2 separate regions of the Homo sapiens genome follow, and region 2 is linked to region 1. The links are chromatin loops, found by intact Hi-C in ENCODE. Cell type or tissue: B cell. All regions are shown on one strand. Links, peaks and the distances in the headings refer to the core of each region. The heading gives the core; the rest is flanking DNA.

Region 1 (6,740 bases), core at 1,439-5,438:
TTTCATAAACTTTTATAAAGTATGATTTTCTACATATAAGCATAAAAATATAAAATATGCATGGAGTGCTTAGATAACTCCCACATTTCACTTTTATTTTTAAAAAACTGATAGAATATAGAATACTTATTAAAATTATAGACATTGTCTTAATAAATCAGTGTTGTTCTTCTCTGTTAATTATATATTGGGGTTTGGGGAGATTAGATTTCAGAAGCAGGGAAAGACCTTCTTTACAAGCAGTTGAGTGGTAGACTACAACTTGTAAATAAATTACGCCAGGAAGCTCTGGATCTAGAACTGCAGATGGAAAAGCAAAAGCAGGAAATTGCCGGAAAGCAGAAGGAGATTAAGGACCTGCAAATAGCCATAGATAGCCTGGATTCCAAAGACCCAAAACATGTGAGTAAATTAAGAAATTTTGACTTGTTCTGTCTACATATTACATGTCTCATCATTGTTAGCATCAGAGTCCAGAGTCCTTTCTGAAAGTCTGTTTTAGTTTGATGTACAAATTTAAGTGATATATACATACAGTCAGCCCTCCATATCCATGGGTTCTGCATCTGTGGATTTAACCAACTGCAGATCACATATATTAGGAAAAAAAAGGATGGTTGTGTCTGTACTGAACATGTACAGACTTTTTTTCATTTGTCATTATTCCCTAAACAAGACAGTATAACAACTATTCACATAGCATTTATACTGTATTAGGTATTATAAGTAATCTAGAGATGATTTTAATATATAAGAGGATGTCCATAGGTTAAATACAAATATTATGCTATTTTATAGAAGGGACTTGAGCATCAGTGGATCTTGGTATCTGCAGGGAATCCTGGGATGAATCCCCCATGGATACTGAAGGAAAACTGTACATATATGTGTGTATATATAATGTATGTATGTGTATATATATGTGTATTATACATAAATATATGTGTGTGTGTGTGTGTGTGTGTGTGTATACACACACATATATGGAATGTGTATGTCTAAAACAAAACAACCTAGGGCTTGAAGAAGGTAGCTTTCAGTAAATGATGGCCGCATGGTATATTTATTTTTTTTTAAGTGGTTGAATTTCATTGTATTGCAGAGCAAGGGAGATTTGCTCCTTACCTTTCTCTCTCCTTGCCTTTTTTTCATCTTTCTTTCTCTCTCTCTCTCTCTTTTTTTTTTTTTTGCTCTGTCGCCAGGCTGGAGTGCAGTGGCGCAATCTCCGCTCACTGCAACCTCCGCCTCCCAGGTTCAAGCGATTCTCCTGCCTCAGCCTCCCGAGTAGCTGGGACTACAGGCACCCACCACCACGCCTGGCTGATTTTTGTATTTTTAGTAGAGACAAGGTCTCACCATGTTGGCGAGGATGGTCTTGATCTCCTGACCTTGTGATCCACCCACCTCAACCTCCCAAAGTGCTGGGATTACAGGCGTGAGCCACCATGCCCTGCCGAAGCGATTCTCCTGCCTCAGCCTCCTGAGTAGCTGGGATTACAGGCGCGCACCACCACACCCAGCTAATTTTTGTATTTTTGGTAGAGATGGGGTTTCTCCATGTTGCTCAGGCTGGTCTCAAACTCCTGACCTCCTGATCTGCCTACCTTGGCCTCCCAAAGTGCTGGGATTACAGTCATGAGCCACCATGCCCAGCCCTTCATCTTTCTTAAGAGCAGAAAAAGCTGAAGGGGGTTGCGAGTCCTTTTTCTACCTCTTCTATTTAATCCTTTTTGCAAATTTTCCACTGAACGTATTTGTTTTTTCATACTGTTTTGTTTTGTCCTTAAAAAAGGAAACATTCTCTGGAATGTTTCTTCCTGAGATATGGCTAGATATGGTCAGGTGGCTGGATACAGCCAGGCTCTTGTCTCTGTCTCTACTCTAAGAAGTTGTACTAATTGCTTATATTTTAGCTAATATTCCTAAAATACAAGGAAAAATATCTTCTACATATTCTCCTGGTATACCTTGAATAATAGGGGTTTTTTTTTTAAAGAACTTTAAGATCTCTGGATTAATAGAAATCATAGAATTTAACATAGTAAGGATATTGTAATTGCTTTAAGTACTTGACAAGTTGTTTAACTGTTCCTTTAAGCATTTTAGTACATATCATATATATTTTTTTGTGGGCCAGCTAATTTCAATAAAGGATAACCTTATGACAGATATAAGGTCTTTTCTAACAAAAGCCTAAAAATTGAAACCAAGGTATTAATATTGAAACCAAAAGTAGTCTTGATTATTTTAAATAATTTTGAGGAAAAATGGGGTATTTTAAGTAATGTATAATGTGGTCAATAATATCTTACTTTATTGCATATGTTTGTTCAATCTCCCACCCATGTAAGGTCCCTGAAGACATGAACTCTATCCTACTGGTATCCGTATCCCCAGGGACCAACCAGCCCTATGTTTATGAATGCTTGCATTGTGGAAGGGAGGAAGGAAGCAGCTTATAGATCCTACCCAAAACTCCTTTGCTTCCCCTTCCAGTTCTGTGATCTATGAGTCTAATTAGTAGCTGGATTATGTGTTTGCTTTCAACAAATGACTGTTATATTTCTGGCGGACAGAGAGTTCAATTCCCACTGGATTTCTGTAGAGAATTATACATGGAAAGGAGGTAAATGAGACATGGGAATGGCATCCAAGTTTTGAAGTTAGCTAAAATCAACCTGTGCAGTGGGGATGAAACATACAAACCAGATTTGAATTTCCTTTTTAATTTTATTAAAATTACTAATAGTTCTTAAGTTTGCAGCCTTAGTCCTAGCATCAGAGGACATCTCTTTTAAGTTTATCCAGCGGGAACATCTTTTTCTGATTCACAAAGTTTCATATTGGCTAGTGTTTGGCATCCCATTTTAGGCTACAAAATGTGAGCCTTTAAGCAGAAGAGAAATAATCAAGAGTGAGATGCCTGCATATTTTTCTATAGATATAGGTAGACTTTTATTTAATTAATTTTTATGTAATCAGATGAAGTATCTTTCTGAATAGCCAATAGAATTTAAAAGTAAAAGCTTCACTTTGATGAGATATTATAGAAAGCAACATATTAAGTGCCCACAATGTGTCATACATTGTGCTGTATTTTCCATGTTCTGGTGAGGAACTTTTATTAACATCTATCCATTTTTCTTTCAATTTGCAGAGGATGAAAATGTGATATAGAAATATTAAGTGAATTGCCCCTAAGTTATTGTTTTAGAAAGAGGTGGAGCCCTTGCTTATGCTACCACAATGACCCTCTCTTCACAAAGCAATTAAAGGTCTAAAGAGATTATTTTAAAATTAGCTCAGAACTAAGCCTAGGCAGGTTTTCAGCAAATATAAGCATTTAACTAGGTTTCAAATTCACAGACTATTTTAGTTATAAAATTATTCATAGAAGCACAAATTATCACCGGAGCAAACATAATGAAGATTTGTATTGCTTTTCTCTATTGGGAAATGTCCTATTGGAAGCAAAAGGTAACTGTTCGCTAGAGGGAACGAGCTGTAGTGATCTGTTGCAAAGTTTGGGCGTGATTGGCCCCTGGGAGCTTCCTGTGTTATGATTTAACTCGCGGAGGGTGGGGCCTGCCCGCAGAGGCTGCTGGTGATTGGATGGGCGGGGCCGCCGCTCACTCTTGGCCAAGAATGTGGTTTGAGGCTCTGCGAAGTTACAGAGGCTCGGAGGCGCTTGCAAAAATGTGGCTGTCAGAGAGGGAAGTGCACATGAATTTGAAGACAGCATTAGAAAGCGTTCCGCCCACAGTTTCTCTGTTCTCAACGGCTCAGTTTTAACAGGATAAATTTTAAGTTAAGGTATGATATTTTTTCTCTCTCTGTACAAAGGACTTAAAAGGAGGAGGAGTCAGAGATGTAAGTTCCTGTTTTTACAATAACTCTTTTGTGAGCTCCACCGTGGTGTAAATCGCAGAATCTACTTTTGTTCCCATGTATTTAATGTACACCATTGGCATATTGAACCAGATTTTTATCCTGCGTATAAAGGTTTTGGTGGAATTTTTAATGGTGAATTTTAAAGATTTATTGATATGAGTGCAGTCTTTTAAGAAATTATTTCTTGAGCCATAAAAACCCGAAATTTACTTAGAATGTAAGCTGTTATATGTAGTTAACTTTTCAGAAAGATTTCAAATGGGTATTTTGGGAGTGTAGGGAAAAGAGTTTGCAAAATACCATAAAGCTTTACCAGTAGTAAATTAAAAACCTTCCAGTTAAGCTGCCACTCTTTTGTTCATCAGAAATGAAGAGACGTTTCTTTCTTGTATTTGGGGTAAGCAAATACATAAAATTGAGTAATATTCTTTTATAATCACATGGGTCTTAGACTTGAGATCATTGGTGTTCATTTTTCTGACTGATACAGTTCCCTCTTTCGATAACTTTCTCTTCATTTATTGTTGTATTCCTCTGATCCTGTGGGTACCAACTTAAGAGTCATGAAGGTGTGAGTGGGAGGGCAAAGGTTCTCTGGGGAATTATTTTGTCTCCATATGAACAGTTGCCTCAGGAGACATGCAAGTCATTTGATGGATCTGAAATTCAGTTTTCTCATGTTTAAAAGGAAGGGTTAGACTAGATCATTGGCTCTCGATTTGCTTTCCCTAGCACACCTGAGAAATACAATCCATTCTTTTCAGTTAACAGTAGTTCCCTGATGCCATGACTTCAGGGTGCGGGAGGGTGTGTGGGTGTGTGAAAGCTCTGTTTTCCACCATGGGTTAAGTGTAGTTGTAGAGGGGTATACCTCCTTAGGGCCCTCCATTTTGAGACTCACCGGGCTAAGTGGTCTTTGAGGTCCCTGTCAGCTCTCAGTTTATTGAAAAGCCAAATGTTTGTTTGTGTAAGAGATTGAAAGTGAATTTGAATTTCAAGTATTTTATCTATTTCATACCTCTATTTTCTTCTAAGAAACCTTTTTTAAAAAGTAGATTTAATTTTTTTATTAAAAAGGCATTACTTATCTACTATAAAAGTTTTTTAAATATAAAAATACTCATTACAAAAGGAAAAAATCCCCATGTAATCCTTCCACCCAGGTATAATTCTTGTTAGCATTTTGGGATATAGTTTTTAAGTCTTTTTCTATAGATATATGCCATAACCAACTAATTTTGGAAACCTTTTTTAAAAGACACATTTTAGGCTGGGCACGGTGGCTCATGCCTGTAATCCCAGCGATTTGGGAGGCCAAGGCCGGCAGATCACTTGAGGTCAGGAGTTCCAGATCAGCCTGGCCAACATGGTGAAACTCCCGTCTGTACTAAAAAAAACAACAAAAAGTAAAAACAAACAACAACCTGGGTGTGGTGGCCCGCACCTGTAGTCCCAGGTACTTGGGAGGCTGAGGCAGGAGAATTGCTTGAACCCAGGAGGCGGAGGTTGCAGTGAGCTGAGATCGTGCCTCTGCACTCTAGCCTGGGTGATGGAGTCAGACTCCATCTCAAAATAAATAAATAAATAAATAAAAAAGAGAGAGAGAGACAATTTAATGCAACGCAAATAACACTGACCTACCTAGCTGTGCCCTTGGAAAAACCACTTAACCTCTTTGATCCTCAGTTTTCTCACCTGTAAAGTGGAAATGATTTCCGTATCAAGTTATCCTGAAATTTAAATGAAAACTACCCATGTGAAAACAATATAGGGCCTGACACAAATAGATGCAAATTATTATATTTATTTTCTATTCTTCCTTTAAAAATGTTGTTAAGGGTTATTACTTTTAAAGGAGTTTAAGGAACTTGGAGTTTTGTTGATTTTTTTTTTTAATTCAGTCCCATATGAAGGCTCAAAAGAGCGGTAAAGAACAACAGCTTGACATTATGAACAAGCAGTACCAACAACTTGAAAGTCGTTTGGATGAGATACTTTCTAGAATTGCTAAGGAAACGGAAGAGATTAAGGACCTTGAAGAACAGCTTACTGAAGGTAAGACTTTCAGTATGATTTAAGGTAAATCAGTGTTATTGCTGGTAAAAGAAACATTATAAAGACAAGCATTAATCCAGATAGTAGCTAAATACAGTTCACCTATTAGTACTAGTATTTGATAGGGAAATATTTACAGGATACCCAAAAGTAGTTAATGCAATTTTAAGAGTTTTGTTTTTGTTTTGTTTTGTGGCATTGATGCCTAGTGAGTCAGGTCATTCCAGTCAGTAGGCCAGAAGTCAATACGTGATCATGATAAGCTCTGGCATGTGATTGTCTATGACATAAAATCCATTCAGGAGCAAAGCACCCATTGGCATCAGGGAATTCAGTGTCTGGTTATAAGAAGAAAGAGTTTTAGGATCTAGTTTTGCAATGCTGATTTAAACTGCGACATATCCATAATAGTGGAAAAGGAAGACAATAGGCCATAGTGGTTTTTACACATAGGGCTCAGTGTAAAAAGATCCTGCTCTCTGTTTTGCTACTGTCAGCTGTGTCGCCTTGGACAAGTTGTTTTTATCTCAATCATTAGTTGTTGGGAGAATTAAATGAGCTAGTATTCATAGGCCAGGAGTGGTGGCTCACGCCTGTAATCCTAGCACTTTGGGAGGCTGAGGCGGGCATATCATTTGAGCCCAGGAGTTCGAGATCAGCATGGGCAACATGGCGAAACCCCGTCTCTACAAAAAAAAAAAAAAAAAATTAGCCAGGCGTAGTGGTATGTGTGCTTGTGGCACCATCTGCTTGGGAGACTGAGGGTGGAGGATCACCTGAGCTCAGGGAGGTTG
Region 2 (4,000 bases), core at 1-4,000, 140 kb before region 1:
TGGGTTCAGTGGTGGGCACCTGTAGTCCCAGCTACTGAGGTGGGAAGATCACTTGAGCCCAGGAGATCGAGGCTGCAGTGAGCCACGATCATGCCACTGCACTCCAGCCTGGGTGACAGAGCGAGAACCTGTCTTAAAAAAAAGAATAAATATTTGCTGAATGAATGCATGAATAAATGAATGAATAACGGCACACATTACATCGTATTGTGACGGTTTGTTCCTTGAGGACAGGAATTGCATCTTACTCAAGTTCACATGTCACCACCCACTTCCCAGACTAGCAGACTTTATGTCTTAGTGAACACTCACTGAATACATGTATGGAACAAGTTATACCTTTAACCAAAGCTTCTCTCTTCAAAGCTGAAACAATTGAACGAAACTGTGGGTGAGTTTTATCTCCCAGGGAAAGAGCATACGCAGAAATGGCCAATGTAAAGGTGCTCTGGGCTGGCAGTGTATTTTCAAGCAGAAAGTTGTCAGCTTTAATTAGAGCTGTGTCGATTTTCTGGAAACAAGAGAAGATACTTCAGTTTCTATGTCAAGCAACCACCTATCAATTGATATGAACTACCCTCAGATCCCACTATCCTGGAGCAAGCAATATGGGGGTGAAAAGAGGACTGACCTAATGGAAATGGATGGCTTCTCAGTGAAGCAAATCCCTCCGAGAGAAGGAGCAGAGCATAATCTTGGAAGGGACAATGAGGTTGTCCAAATCAGGTTAAGCTTTTTGCCTCTGAATTCTCACTTTCCTTTTAGAGGTTTTGTGCCTTTAGTTTCTGAGTACACCGTCAGACCTAGCCTCCAGGAAGAAAAGGCACCGAGCATAGACACAATTTCTTTTTTTTTCTTTTTTTTTGAGACGGAGTCTCGCTCTGTCGCCCAGGCTGGAGTGCAGTGCTGCGATCTCGGCTCACTGCAAGCTCCGCCTCCCAGGTTCACGCCATTCTCCTGCCTCAGCCTCCGGAGTAGCTGGGACTACAGGCGCCCCGCCACCACGCCCGGCTAATTTTTTTTTTTTGTATTTTTGGTAGAGACGGGGTTTCACCGTGTTCGCCAGGATGGTCTCAATCTCCTGACCTTGTGATCCGCCCGCCTCGGCCTCCCAAGTGCTGGGATTACAGGCGTGAGCCACTGCACCCGGCCCATAGACACAACTTTTATTGTTCCCTCTCAGCGTAGTTGCAACAGGCACACAGGTTCAAAAGGAGTTACACTTAAAAAAATAAATAAATAAAACAATAAGTAGCAGAAAGAAACCCTAACTGCCACAGTACTTTTAGATCCTAAGAATGCCTGGGTAAATAGTCCCGATCACTAGTCCTGACGCCACCAAAATGGTTGTGTTGGGCAAGTGGGCCAGCAGAAAGCCTGCTGCGATGCTGCTAACATCCTGCCTGCCTCCTCTCCCAGCTCCACATGCATCTCTCACCCATGTGGCCACTAGGTGCCTGGGAACTAGTCTTCATTGATTATTTTGTCTTGTTAAGCTTCTGAAACAAACTGAAAACAAATGGTTTTGTTTTGTGCTTCCAGTTTTGCAAATCCACTTGAGATTTTCCATCTCAACCTTGGAAATCTTCTATGTTGATTTACTTAGGTGGCTCATCACTTTTCTCCCGTTTCCAAGCAAATGTTGTTTGGAAGGATTTGGAGGATACACATTTGCTGTTGTGTATCCTCAGTACTTGCATGATACAGAATGCTTTCACTATAGGATAACAGTAACATATAAAGCAGGATTTAGCAAAGATAAGACAGAGAAGCTGGGGGCACTGGATCATTCTTCCATCCCAGTCCCAGCTATCAGTTTTAGACCCAGCTCTACAATTTATTAGCCTGTGACACTGGGAAACTGAATTCACCTTACTTAGTCCTCAGCTTTCTCAACTGCCGATGAGTAGGTTGGACTAGGTGGTCTCTAATATCTATCATTGTTCTGAAATCTTTCAATTCTGGAGTTTAAGTTATTTTCAAGTTATTGGAAAGAAGGAAAAGAAGCTTTTGAAACAAAAGGTCTTCTGATTGGTGGCCCCTCCAGTATATAGTACAGAAATAGATGATGGGTGTGAGAGAAAGAAAACTCTTACTTACCACCAGGGGGCATATATCGAAAGCCTTTCTAATTCCAATCACAGTAAAGGCTGTAAGATATAAGCTGTTCTCTCGGGCTTCAACAGGCAAGGTACCCTAAAAAGAAGCAATGTTTTAAAAGGGGAGTGAAATGGTGTCTTTAAGGCGAAATGACCTGATTCTACTCTGTTTTTTGTTTGTTTGTTTGAGATGGAGTCTCACTCTGTCACCCAAGCTGGAGTGCAATGGCTTGATCTTGGCTCACTGCAACCTCCGCCTCCCGGGTTCAAGCCATCCTCCGGCCTCAGCCTTCTGAGTAGCTGGTACTACAGGCGTGCACTACCACGCACGGCTAATTTTTGTATTTTTAGTAGAGACGGGGTTTCACCATATTGACCAGGCTGGTTTTGAACTCCTGACCTCATGATCCGCCCGCCTTGGCCTCCCAAAGTGCTGCAATTACAGGCGTGAGCCACCGCACCTGGCCTCTACTCTGTGTTTTAAGCCTTATCTCCCACTCTTTCCCTTCCTGCTTCCCATTTCTCAATAAGCCCTGGGTCTATCTCGCTTGAGTGCTTTCACTTGCCCATCTACCTCCACCCCGTTAAACGAGAGGTCTAAGATATCACTTCTCTGATCTCTAGTGAACTGTCTGAAGATCGCTTCACTTCAGATATTATGGGAAAGACCTTTGTATATTTTGCTTGTTCACAAAGGAATTTCTTGCAGAATTACATTTTTTTCTTCTTCTTCTTCATCCTCCCATAATCAGATGAGAATAAAACTCAAACTAAATAAAACTATTGCTAATTTGTGCATTTGGTTTCCTTACCTGTAATTTTATTGGTTGATACTGTGAATTTTCCTTGAAAGATCCATTATCTAATTGATAATTCTCAACTAGCCACAATAAAGAATTACAAATTGAATTTTGGTTCTGCTCTACGTATTTATTTACTTGTCCAAGTACTCTTAAAGCAAAAGCTGTTAACCTTTAAGACAAAATCAAATAAATAAATATTTAGAACGCTGAATCCCTTTTGACTTTCAATTAATTTATACAACTTTATTCTTTAAAAGAAAATAACATTTTAAAACATGCAATTCCAAAGTAAGTCATCATTTTACAAAGGAAGGGAAGATTTTTGGAATACCTCCAAAACATTCGGTAAACAAATGTGAACAGCACATCTTCTGTGATTACAACATTGTCCGCTAGCACACAAGCTAAAAATTGATTCCTGATGATAAGAATTACACTCTAAAGTTAAAGATAACAGAGATAAAATAAATAGTTTTGAGTCAAGGCATTGACCTATGAACATGAGACATGAAAGAGTAAATCACAAAATTCTAGATTGTAAAATTTGTGCATTCCATGGAATCTAAATTCCTATCTGAGGCCCCAAGTCCCCTTTCCCAATGTCCCTGGAGTGTTTATCTCACTTGTCCTTGAGTGCTGCCATTGACACAGAACTTACTACCCCACAGGAAATTTTAATGATCATTATTACTTAGTCAAAAAGCAATTTCAAGTCTCTACTAATACCCATCGAAGAGTATCAGAGAGGATTGGGTTCATCCCCCCATAACATCTCTTCACTCTCTCAGTCGCCCAGGAGGCTCCACTCCCCAGGTCCTCAAATGTCTGAGACTCAGACCACTTGACTTGCTCTCCCACTTCCCCCACTTAAAAAATTTGTGTTTCTTTTTCATTTTCATTTTTTAAATGTATTTTAAGCATTTTTTTAAAGAGGTAAAACCCTCACATGATTCAAAAATCCAAAAGTGAAGCCTGGGCGTCATAGTGAGACATTGTCTCTACAAAAAATGCAAAACATTAGCCAGATGTGGTGGCAGGCACCTATAGTCTCAGCTACTTGGAAGGCTGAGGTGGGAGAATTGCTTGAGCCCAGGAGGT

The links. Hi-C counts contacts between places; a loop is a spot of excess contacts. Peaks named below come from ENCODE experiments on the same cell type or tissue, not always from the same donor. Only the 100,000 strongest peaks of a DNase experiment are listed, where the experiment ranks them.
Region 2: a loop joins it to region 1, with 5 times the contacts of the local background. A loop is called at or near these places in 6 of 110 quality-filtered maps.

Annotation. Positions count from the first base shown.
Region 1 is chr9:121,118,139-121,124,878 of GRCh38, forward strand. It overlaps CNTRL (centriolin), which reads left to right. Exons shown (of 44, transcript NM_007018.6): 12 at 208-402; 13 at 5,793-5,946. Among named protein-coding and RNA genes, the nearest start is that of CNTRL, 47 kb to the left of the region's middle. RefSeq lists enhancers at 3,277-3,778, 3,653-3,702, 3,733-3,932. In B cell, for the core only: a CTCF peak has its summit at 3,630; DNase peaks (open chromatin) are centred at 3,633 and 4,453; H3K4me3 peaks cover 2,244 bases; H3K27ac peaks cover 3,389 bases.
Region 2 is chr9:120,979,744-120,983,743 of GRCh38, forward strand. C5 (complement C5) reads right to left here. Exons shown (of 41, transcript NM_001735.3): 26 at 2,912-3,071; 27 at 2,101-2,196; 28 at 340-511. Among named protein-coding and RNA genes, the nearest start is that of C5-OT1, 29 kb to the left of the region's middle. RefSeq lists an enhancer at 3,847-3,996. In B cell, for the core only: CTCF peaks have their summits at 2,118 (motif pointing right) and 2,317; a DNase peak (open chromatin) is centred at 2,118.